Regions from separate parts of the Homo sapiens genome. Here region 1 is linked to region 2. Evidence: chromatin loops called from intact Hi-C (ENCODE). Cell type or tissue: psoas muscle. All regions are shown on one strand.

Evidence for each region. Peaks named below come from ENCODE experiments on the same cell type or tissue, not always from the same donor. Only the 100,000 strongest peaks of a DNase experiment are listed, where the experiment ranks them.
Region 1: it touches region 2 in a loop (3-fold over the local background); 16 of 110 quality-filtered maps call a loop at or near these places.

The regions. Positions count from the first base shown.
Region 1 is chr4:55,872,635-55,877,634 of GRCh38, reverse strand. All of the region lies in intron 8 of EXOC1 (exocyst complex component 1), which reads right to left. Among named protein-coding and RNA genes, the nearest start is that of EXOC1, 21 kb to the right of the region's middle. In psoas muscle, no CTCF peak of the experiment used is centred here; no DNase peak of the experiment used is centred here; H3K27ac peaks cover 1,213 bases.
Region 2 is chr4:55,442,557-55,447,556 of GRCh38, reverse strand. CLOCK (clock circadian regulator) reads left to right here. Exons shown (of 23, transcript NM_004898.4): 19 at 2,772-2,924; 20 at 3,661-3,870; 21 at 4,923-5,000. It also overlaps a transcript of TMEM165 not described here. Among named protein-coding and RNA genes, the nearest start is that of TMEM165, 49 kb to the right of the region's middle. In psoas muscle, no CTCF peak of the experiment used is centred here; no DNase peak of the experiment used is centred here.

The DNA of each region.
Region 1 (5,000 bases), 430 kb before region 2:
CGTTTTAATGAAGCTTGTCTCTCTCATACCATATTTCACAATTTACCAAGCAAATGACCTTCTTGATATAGCTTGAATTAAGAAACACAAATAGAGAAATCATTCAAAACAGTCTACATTTATGGTATTCCCATTAGAGTTTGTAATATTTAAAACAACAGATAAAAAAAAGTAGAATATAAAGTCTTAGAGCTTGGAATTGGAACCTTGGTCATCTGAGTCTTACTTCTGTCTTGGAGCAGATTCAAATTGAAAATACAATTTCCCAACAACAAGCAAAAGGCAAACCAAGACAGATTTATTTGATGTAATTTTCACTCAATCTAATTTGCCTAGATAGCCAGAAGTTATTTGTCAGCATTTTGTGAAAACTGTATTAAAATTACACAGACTGCTAGAGTTTTGGAGCTAGTTAACTCATTTCCTGATAAGGTTACCTAAAGCTAATTATGAATGTGTATCATACTAGTTGGTACACATTAGCTAAATAAGCGTCCTGAATTTAAATTCTTTTAAGTTAAAAGGGATTTCTTTCACCTAATTTATATACTGTACTATATACACAAAATAACCTAGTGGTTATGAATTTTAAAAAATTTTCTTTTAAATACAGACTATTCAGAAGGAAACATTTCTGGCCTAGAGGAAATGAGGAGTTCCTTGGTAACTGAGAAAGAAAGATGGGAGTATAAGACATGCCAAGTACAAAAACCCACATCATTATCCATGTCCCTTCTTCATAAATGTTTTCAAATCAGTCTGTTGGAAAATTTTCTTCATGTGAGAATATATCCCAATTTAAAATGGAAATTAAAAAGAAAAAAGGACCCATTATACAGAAATTACATATAAAATGGTAGAAAACAACCAATACACTTCTCAGATTCATCTTACTGATATCTACTTAGGTTAACTTGGGAAACTGAACTAGAGATGGCAGAAAAATATCACAAAATGAAACTGACCAGTTCAAAATAACAAGAACTAGAACACAGGGGCAACAGAAGTTCACAGCTACCACAGATGTTATACACAAGGTATATTAATAGGTCCATAATCCCTTTCTGTAATTCTGACAGCCAAAAAGCTCTGAAAACTCAGACTAAGCTTGGCACCAAAACAATTTTGATGGTAAAATGTGACCTGAACTGACATGGGCCTATTTATAGTGCTTAGAGTGACTATTCATATTTTTTGTTGCAAAAACATGTGCTTGGAGTGATTATATAATATACAGTATATATACTGTATTGCTTTTCTAAAATCTGAAACATTCTAAAAACACTCCTGACCCCCAGAATTCTGGATAACGGAGCGTAGACCTATGTGGATATTCTTTTCTGGGTGGCTACCTGAATATAAAACAATCACATCTTCCAAAAGAATCAATGAGGACTAAGAGCTAAAGTGTTGAAGAATGGAACAATTCTGTATTTTTAGAATGCCTGGGCTACCATATCTTTTCTGTAAGGGCTAACAATAAAGATGAACAAAATCAATAATATTAAGTAAAATACACAGGCATTACCATTGGACTATTATCTATTTCTATGTTGCCAAAGGTCAATATAAACATTCTATTACAGAAATGTTTTCTAACCAAGATGCCAGAAGGATAATCAGGATTCTACAGCATCACATGTATTAGATACTAGCCAGATATAGATATTATAGTTTTAGGTCTATAAATGTCTCCAAATTGTGTTTTATTTTTTAAAAATTTATTTTTATTAATAGAGATGGAGTCTTACTATGCTGCCCAGGTTGCCCCCAAACTCCTGGGCTCAAGTTATTGGCCCACTTCAGCCTCCCAAAGTGCTGGAATTACAGGTGTGAGCCACTGCGCCTGGCCTAAACTATGTGCCTTAATTGGTCACGCTGATTAAAGGGGAAGAATATTTGACAGACTTATATCATACAAATGTTTACCAAATAGTTTTTATTAGTAACAATGTATCGTTATCCAAAACAATCTTCCTCATTAATTTTTCTCAATGATTCAAGACTCAAAATTATTGTCTATGTTCTTCTACTACTGTTTACTCAGGCACAAATGTCAATTAACTTGTTCAAGGTAACCCAGCTAGGAGGTAGGAGAGTCAGGATTTTGAACCCAGGAAGTTTGGCTCTAGTGTCTGCACTCTTAAGCACTTTGCTATAGTGACTTTTTTAAAGAAATGATACATTGGGGTCAAAATTTGAATAAATTTTCAAGATTTGGAACTCCTTCTTTCTGTTATGGCATACTTACTTATTCTTTTCTTAAAAAAAAAATCTGAGCAAAGTTCCAACAAACCTCACAAAAATAGATCTTAATCACAAGTCTTTCTAAGCTTTTAACCAGAGATCATCAATCCGTGTTTACAAATATGCTTAAGGAAACAATTTTTGTAAAAGAAATTGAATGCTGGTGGTCTGCAATACAGGTTTTATTTTATTATAGCTTGTTTCTGTATATGTATGTTGAGAGAAAAATTTCTAAACTTAAGCATATGGTAAAAAGTTCCACAACTTCAGTTTTTTCCTGGTTGTACTTTTAGTTCAGTGCATTTCAGTTTATTTTCATTTTCTCTAAGTTATGTACATAATCAGTCTCATCATGTTGCTAAAGGCAAAAGTAGATAGAATCATGAGGTCTCTGTAGAACCAAAGGGGGAAACAAAAGGCAGAGAGTAGTTATCAAAATAAATCTTTCAAAAAACAACCAAAACAATTTTTTAAAGGACATATTCTTTATGCAAATATTTCCTCAATTTCATTAGCCTTAATTTGACTGTTTTCAATATCATAATCCTAATTAGTGTAAACTGACCAGATTCTCATTCTTGATCTTTCTAGATACAGAAATCCCTAGTAAATGTAAAAATTATGGGCAAGAGCCTATAATTTCAGGGGAAGTTGAGTGTGTAAGATCTGAAAGATCTAAAAGAAGCTAACTACTCTTTATGTAACATTACTCTCATATTATATTACAGTGATTATTATATTAAAATACACTTCAAGTTTCACTTAAGTATAGATAACACAGAAGTATTAATAGGAAAGTTGCATTACAGATAGCATGCTCTGGATCAGTCATTCCCAAATGCAAGATGTTTTTCCTGGCCTATAGCAATAAGAAAAAGTACAATGAAAGAAGTGAGTCCTTCATAAGGGTAAATGTATTAATTTTTAAAATCGGAAAGGAAATTCTTATTCTTTTAGTGCCAAAATGTCATTTTTAAAATGAAAAGATAATGAAAGTGGATAATAGTATTTCTTTTTAAAGGTCTTTATTTGGTAAAATAAAAAAATTGGTGATTTGGTCAGTCTCCGAATTTTATTTCTTTTAATTTTACTAATTTGTGAATTTTAAAAAGACTGAGAATCAATGCTTTGAAATTACTGTTATATTGTGAATAGATTATTTTCACTGGATTCTTCAGTACAATATTTGTAAATGTTGTAACTATACATTTGCTATAAACTGTATTGCATGGACTCGTTCAAGTCCTACCTTATCTGCAATTCCTTCCATATCTCACTCCTTAAATTCTCAATAAACTCACTTTTGATTAAACCTTTTTAGCACTTACAGTCCACAGTTCTACAATTAGCAATTTATTACATACATTGCTAATGTACATTAGTCTTAACTCCTTACAAAGAGTAAGTACATTAGTTTTAATTCCTTCTTACAAGCATCTTGAGGGTAGGAACTATTGCTTATTCTTATATATGGTAGACAGTGAGTACATAATAAGCATACAATGAAAATTCTGTGATTGCCAAAGAGGTGTACCATATTATTTTAATCAATTTTCCCAGCTTGTCTCCCTACCAGGAATAGAAATACCCATGTTTCTCAACAATTTTGCTAGGTGACCTGATGCACTGAATGCAACACTAAGAAAATCTTTCTTATGTGTGGGATATCTTCTTCCACCGTTTTTGGCACACCCCAGGTTGTCGCAGCGTTCTGATTTTTAACATGCATCACTCACATGTAATAACACATATCAGCTTTTCAGAAATGGGAAGCATTCATTTTAAACGAGGCCATTAGTTTACAAGGCAAGAAGCAAAATCATAAATAACTGCATGTTACAACAAACAGTTAAGGGTACAGAAAAGACTATTGTTTACTGGCTGGTATTTTCAATACTATCTAACAAATGTGGATAACATAATTGTCAACAGTGTCATTTTTAAAAACTAAGGAATTGTATAGAAATAGATGTTATTGAAGTAAGTACCTAACAAAAACATGAATTAGTATTTCCTATGTGACATTTAAGCTTACTTTTTTCTCGACACTTTTCAGTCAAGTGGAATGTTAAGGGAATCTCTCTGATTCCCCCCTACCGTGCTTTTAGTTAGGTGGTCTTCCTTTACACTCCCACAGTCTCGCTGTCATAACATTTATCCCTCTTGAGTATATTATTTGTTTGTCTCGCTTCCCTAGACTGTGAACTACTAGAGGACAGGATTGGTCTCTCATTTATCCCAAGTTAATGTCTGGTATGTACCTCAATCACCTGGCAATACTAAATAAATGAAGGATTAATATTACTACTATTACTAAATGAAGGAGTAATATTACTATTTATTACTAAATGGAGTGAAAAAATGACAGAAAGAAAAGCAAGCAGAATGAGATTAAATGCTTTTTTGGCCAAAATAGTCTCTACTATGGGACATTTAAAAACTGCTACGAATGTGGTTAACAGGTAGCTTAAATCAGTAAGTTATAATCTGTAAAGATTCGGCTGCTGTTAAGTTTAGCAAACTTTATAGAAAAAAAAAAACAGAATCAGAGAAGCTTGAGCCAAATTTGATGTACTCACAGGAACCGAAAGAAAGTAGGACCTGTTATAGAGTTGAAGGAGGGCCTGAGTAAACTAATTGGAAATAAAATATAGTAAATACAATTGTTTTAGAATATTGCAAAGTGAAAATAAAGTAAAAATCCATTGTTTTCAGGCAGTATTTCTTGATGAACGAGATATTCCCCCAATTTT
Region 2 (5,000 bases):
TGCCTCTTAGGTCTGTGGTTTTACTTCCTGTTATCCTACCTTCTGTGTTTGTTACTATTTTCTTTTGTACTTGATAGAAATCCTTTAAGTGCTATATTGCTATCAATATAATGCTTGTCCAAAGGTACAAATAACTTTAGTTATAATAAAATAACATTTGTATGACATAAATGTAACTTTTTAATTTTTTTTTGAGACGACGCCTCACCCTGTCACCCAGGCTGGAGTGCAGTGGCGCAATCTCGGCTTACTGCAACCTCTGCTTCCTGAGCTCAGGCGATCCCGCCTCAGTCTCCCGAGTAGCTGGGACTACAGGCACATGCCACCACACCCGGCTAGTTTTTATATTTTTAGTAGAGACAGGGTTTTGCCATGTTGCCCAGGCTGGTCTCAAACTCCTGGACTCAAGCATTCTGCCCACCTCGGCCTCCCAAAGTCCTGGGATTACAGCTGTGAGCCACCATGCCCGGCCATAATTATAACATTTTGACTAATATTTAAAAAAAAACAAAAAAAAAAACTTGAGGGAGTTGAGGTACTAAATTTTTAATATTTTCTCAACCACGTTTAACATATGATATGGTCTGGTTATTGTTAATTTCTGAAATCAAAGTTGTGTGCCCTGAAATGTAATTTAGTATCCCAAATACAAACTATTGAAGATAGAGTTAAAAAGCTTTGGATGGGGAGGACATTTCTCACTTTTACATACAGTTCACTGTAAGAGGCTACTTTAAGACAGATTTCCTTCCAATAAAGTGAAACTCTTTCTGCTCTTATACTGTATCATATACTGAAAATTCATGGGAATAATTAAAGAGCCTGTATAGACTTAAGAGATGAATCACCAAATGTGGGTAAATTATAAGCAGAAGAAAATAGGAGCTGCTCATGACTCAAGTAAAACAGAGAAATAAGATTGAAAATATAATTTTATTTTCATTCATGTATGCGTTTATTCATTCATACTTGCCTAGTCTTTAAAAGCCCATGTTCTATACTTATCTGAGGATAGTTTCCATTGAAGATAAAAGTGAAAATATTATTGGTTATCTGTCAGATTTTTGCAACTTTGGGTAATTCTACTCATGTACACATAGAGGGCATTCTAGGGATGACAGAAATTGATACAAATTAACTCCAGGTGCAGACTACTTTTTCCTTTGTTAAGGGGTAAAAATGAAGCTAAGAAGTTAAATAAGGCTGGGCATGGTGGCTTGTGGGAGGATTGCCTGAGCTCAGGAGTTCTACAACAGACTAGGCAACATAGTGAGACCCCATCTCTTAAAAAAAACATTAGCCGGGCATGGTGGCATATGCCTGTAGTCCCAGCCACTTGAGAGGCTGAAGTGGGAGGATTGCTTGAGCCTGGGTGGTTGAGGCTGCAATAAGCTGTGATCACACCACTGCATTCCAGCTTGGGTGACTCTGTCTCAAAAAAAAAAAAAAAAAAAAGAAGTTAAATTTTTTTCCAGTAAGTGGTAGCCACAATATGAGCTCAGGTCTTGTAAATCCAGGGTGTATGTGTAATCAGTCAAGTATCCAGTCAGAAGCCAGAAGCATACCAGAAATTTGAACAGGAATAATATAAAAAATTATTAACTGGTAACACGGATTAACTCCTAAAAGAAGTAAAGAGAACCTAAAGAATATAGGAATAAAGCTGGGTGTGGTGGCTCATGCCTGTATTCTTAGCACTTTGGAAGGCCGAAGTAGGAGGACTTCTTGAGCCAATGAGTTCAAGACCAGCATGGGCAACATAGCAAGACCCTATTTTTACAAGAAAATACATTTTTATGTTAGCCAGGTGTGGTGGTGCATGCCTGTAGTCCCAGCCACTGGGGAGGCTGAGATGGGAGGAGCTCTTGAACCCAGAAAGTTAAGGCTGTAGAGAGCCATGATCGCACCACTGCTTTCCAGCCTGGGTGACAGAGTGAGATCCTGTCTCAAAAAAAAAAAAAAAAAAAAAAAAAAGAATATAGAAATAGCAGATGCAGAGAGCAACCACTAGCTGTAAGGTAGATGGAGAGTACCCAAGGAAGGAACATACTTAGAAGACTCCCCACAAGCTCCTAACCTCCTCTTCCCCCATGCCAGGCTAAGATGCAGATCTTCTTGGGGCAAATGTGGCTATAGCAACTGGATAATAGAGAAGTTCACTGACATGCCACAGATTAGAGGTAGAGAGCTGGAAGCCATCAGCTGGGGTACTGGTAAAGCTTGCAGGGAAGCTGCCCACTAGGATGTCATTGAGACTTGCTGGAAAGCCACCTGCCGGGGCAGGTGTATGTAAAAGTGAGAAATGTCCTTCCCATCCAAAGCTTTTTAACTCTATCTTCAATAGTTTGTATTTGGGATACTAAATTACATTTCAGGGCACACAACTTTGATTTCAGAAATTAACAATAACCAGACCATATCATATGTTAAACGTGGTTGAGAAAATATTAAAAGCTTCCCGTTGGCACCCTGACATAAGAGCAAGAAGCACCAGAACCAGGAGTTGAGCACTTTCTTGGCAGTGTCCCTCCAGCACCACCTACTGATGTGGATAACTTTGTGCCTGCTGGCAAAGGAGAAATATTTTGAAGGTCCAGGTCCAATATTACAAAGCAGAGCAAAGATGGGTGGATTAGAAACTAAGGGACATAACTAGTGAAGGATGTTATCATCCTTCACTCATGTTATACTGCTTACTTTTCATGTTGTGCAATTATAAGGAGTAAGTAATTCTAAAATATATTACACTTTTTCCGTACATGGTACTTCAGTTTCAGTTTTCAGCTCAATTAGGAGCCATGCAACATCTGAAAGACCAATTGGAACAACGGACACGCATGATAGAAGCAAATATTCATCGGCAACAAGAAGAACTAAGAAAAATTCAAGAACAACTTCAGATGGTCCATGGTCAGGGGCTGCAGGTAATTGTTATATTTGAATACAAACAAAGCATCCCATTCACATTTTGGATTTCTAGGAAAATTAACTTTTCTTAATTAAAAGTGAGATGCAAGAGATACGTTTTATCAATTCAGTTCAATAAATATTCACTGGTTACCTACTCAGTATGATTATACTTACAGTCTCTAAAGATAATTTGTTTCTGAGGGTATTTCTGTCAACATCCTTGTTTCTCCAGTCATCTTTTTTTACCAGTCCAAATTTTAGTAAGTTTGAATCCATAATATAAAAATTATATTTTACATAAAGTTTTAGGTACATCTTGGGTACAGAATTTATAAATCAATCATCAGTAATATTTTTATTAAGATACCAGTATGTATGATTCAAATTAGTCTTATATGACCAACCAGCAGGACCACTCTAGGAGACTATGACTTTGGTAAAGGGAAACTTGGAGTGAAAACTACTTCTGTGTGATGTTATAAATTATAAATGATAAGTGATACAGAGCTGTCAATCCACAGACTAACACTAGTTACACTTTTTCTAACAATTGGAAACAAGATAACTGAAAGATTGAATATAAAGTTTCATATTTTATTCACTACTTATTTATTGCTAATTCTTCAAAGTGACTTAGCCTTGTTACTTGCTTTTTAAACATACTTTGTAGCTTGATTTTGCCTTCTTTTTAATGCTCATTCTTCTTTTCAATCTACAAAGCTCATTTTAACATAATCTTTATTTTTAAAGATGTTTTTGCAACAATCAAATCCTGGGTTGAATTTTGGTTCCGTTCAACTTTCTTCTGGAAATTCATCTAATATCCAGCAACTTGCACCTATAAATATGCAAGGCCAAGTTGTTCCTACTAACCAGATTCAAAGTGGAATGAATACTGGACACATTGGCACAACTCAGCACATGATACAACAACAGACTTTACAGAGTACATCAACTCAGGTAATGTTACTGAGCACAGCGGGCTATGGAGTGATCAGTGGTTGGAAGGCACACTATTGCTGAAGCAGAAATAAAGCTCTAATGATAAAATATCATTTCAAAATTTAATAGTATTTAGAAAGTATAGTATTGAGAGTGATTATTAAAATATTTTGTGCAAATCATGTTAGTATCAAATATTTTCAGCTTTTTTTTTTCTTTTTTTTTTTTTGAGACGGAGTTTTGCTCCTGTTGCCCAGGCTGGAGTGCAATGGCGTGACCTTAGATTACTGCAACCTCCGCCTCCTGGGTTGAAGCGATTCTCCTGCCCCAACCTCCCGAGTAGCTGGGATTATAGGCACCCACCACCATGCCAGGCTGATTTTCATATTTTTAGTAGAGATGGGGTTTCACCATGTTGGCCTGGCTGATCTCAAACTCCTGACCTCAGGTGATCGCCCACCTCAGCCTCCCAAAGTGCTGGGATTACAGGTGTGAGCCACTGCGCCTGGCTGAGCTTTAAAATATGTCACAATCTGTTTAAAGATGTAGTCTAGTAGTTATACCAAGTTCTTGTAACTTAGACTATTTCTGTGTTTAAAAGGTATGACTTGCTCAAGAGGCTGACCAGGAAGCCTGTTCCCATATGTGCAGAATAGACTGTTGGGGGAGGGGGCATAATGGTTTATTGAATATTCCAGAAAATGTTGGTAATTACTGTAGATCTGTGACTGTAAATCCCAAGGATTTAAATGAAAAATAGAAAAATGCCCACTAATTAGTCATTCACTTTGGGCATTTAACAGAAATTCTTTGAGTATATTTTATATCATCTCTATTACAATCACACTCCTTTCTAAAGTCATAGCTTGCCTTCCAGCAAGATATTCAAGACTAATTCATTCTCAGTTACCACGAGTCATTCCTTTGTGGTTATATTTCCCCCAGAGTAATATATCCTGCCACTTCTTTCTCTGTCATATTGTCATATTGTTAGAATGATGAATTCTAGCATACTTCCCAAATAATTATTTTCAGTTAATCTGTCTATAAAATCTCTTTATTTTTAACAGAGTCAACAAAATGTACTGAGTGGGCACAGTCAGCAAACATCTCTACCCAGTCAGACACAGAGCACTCTTACAGCCCCA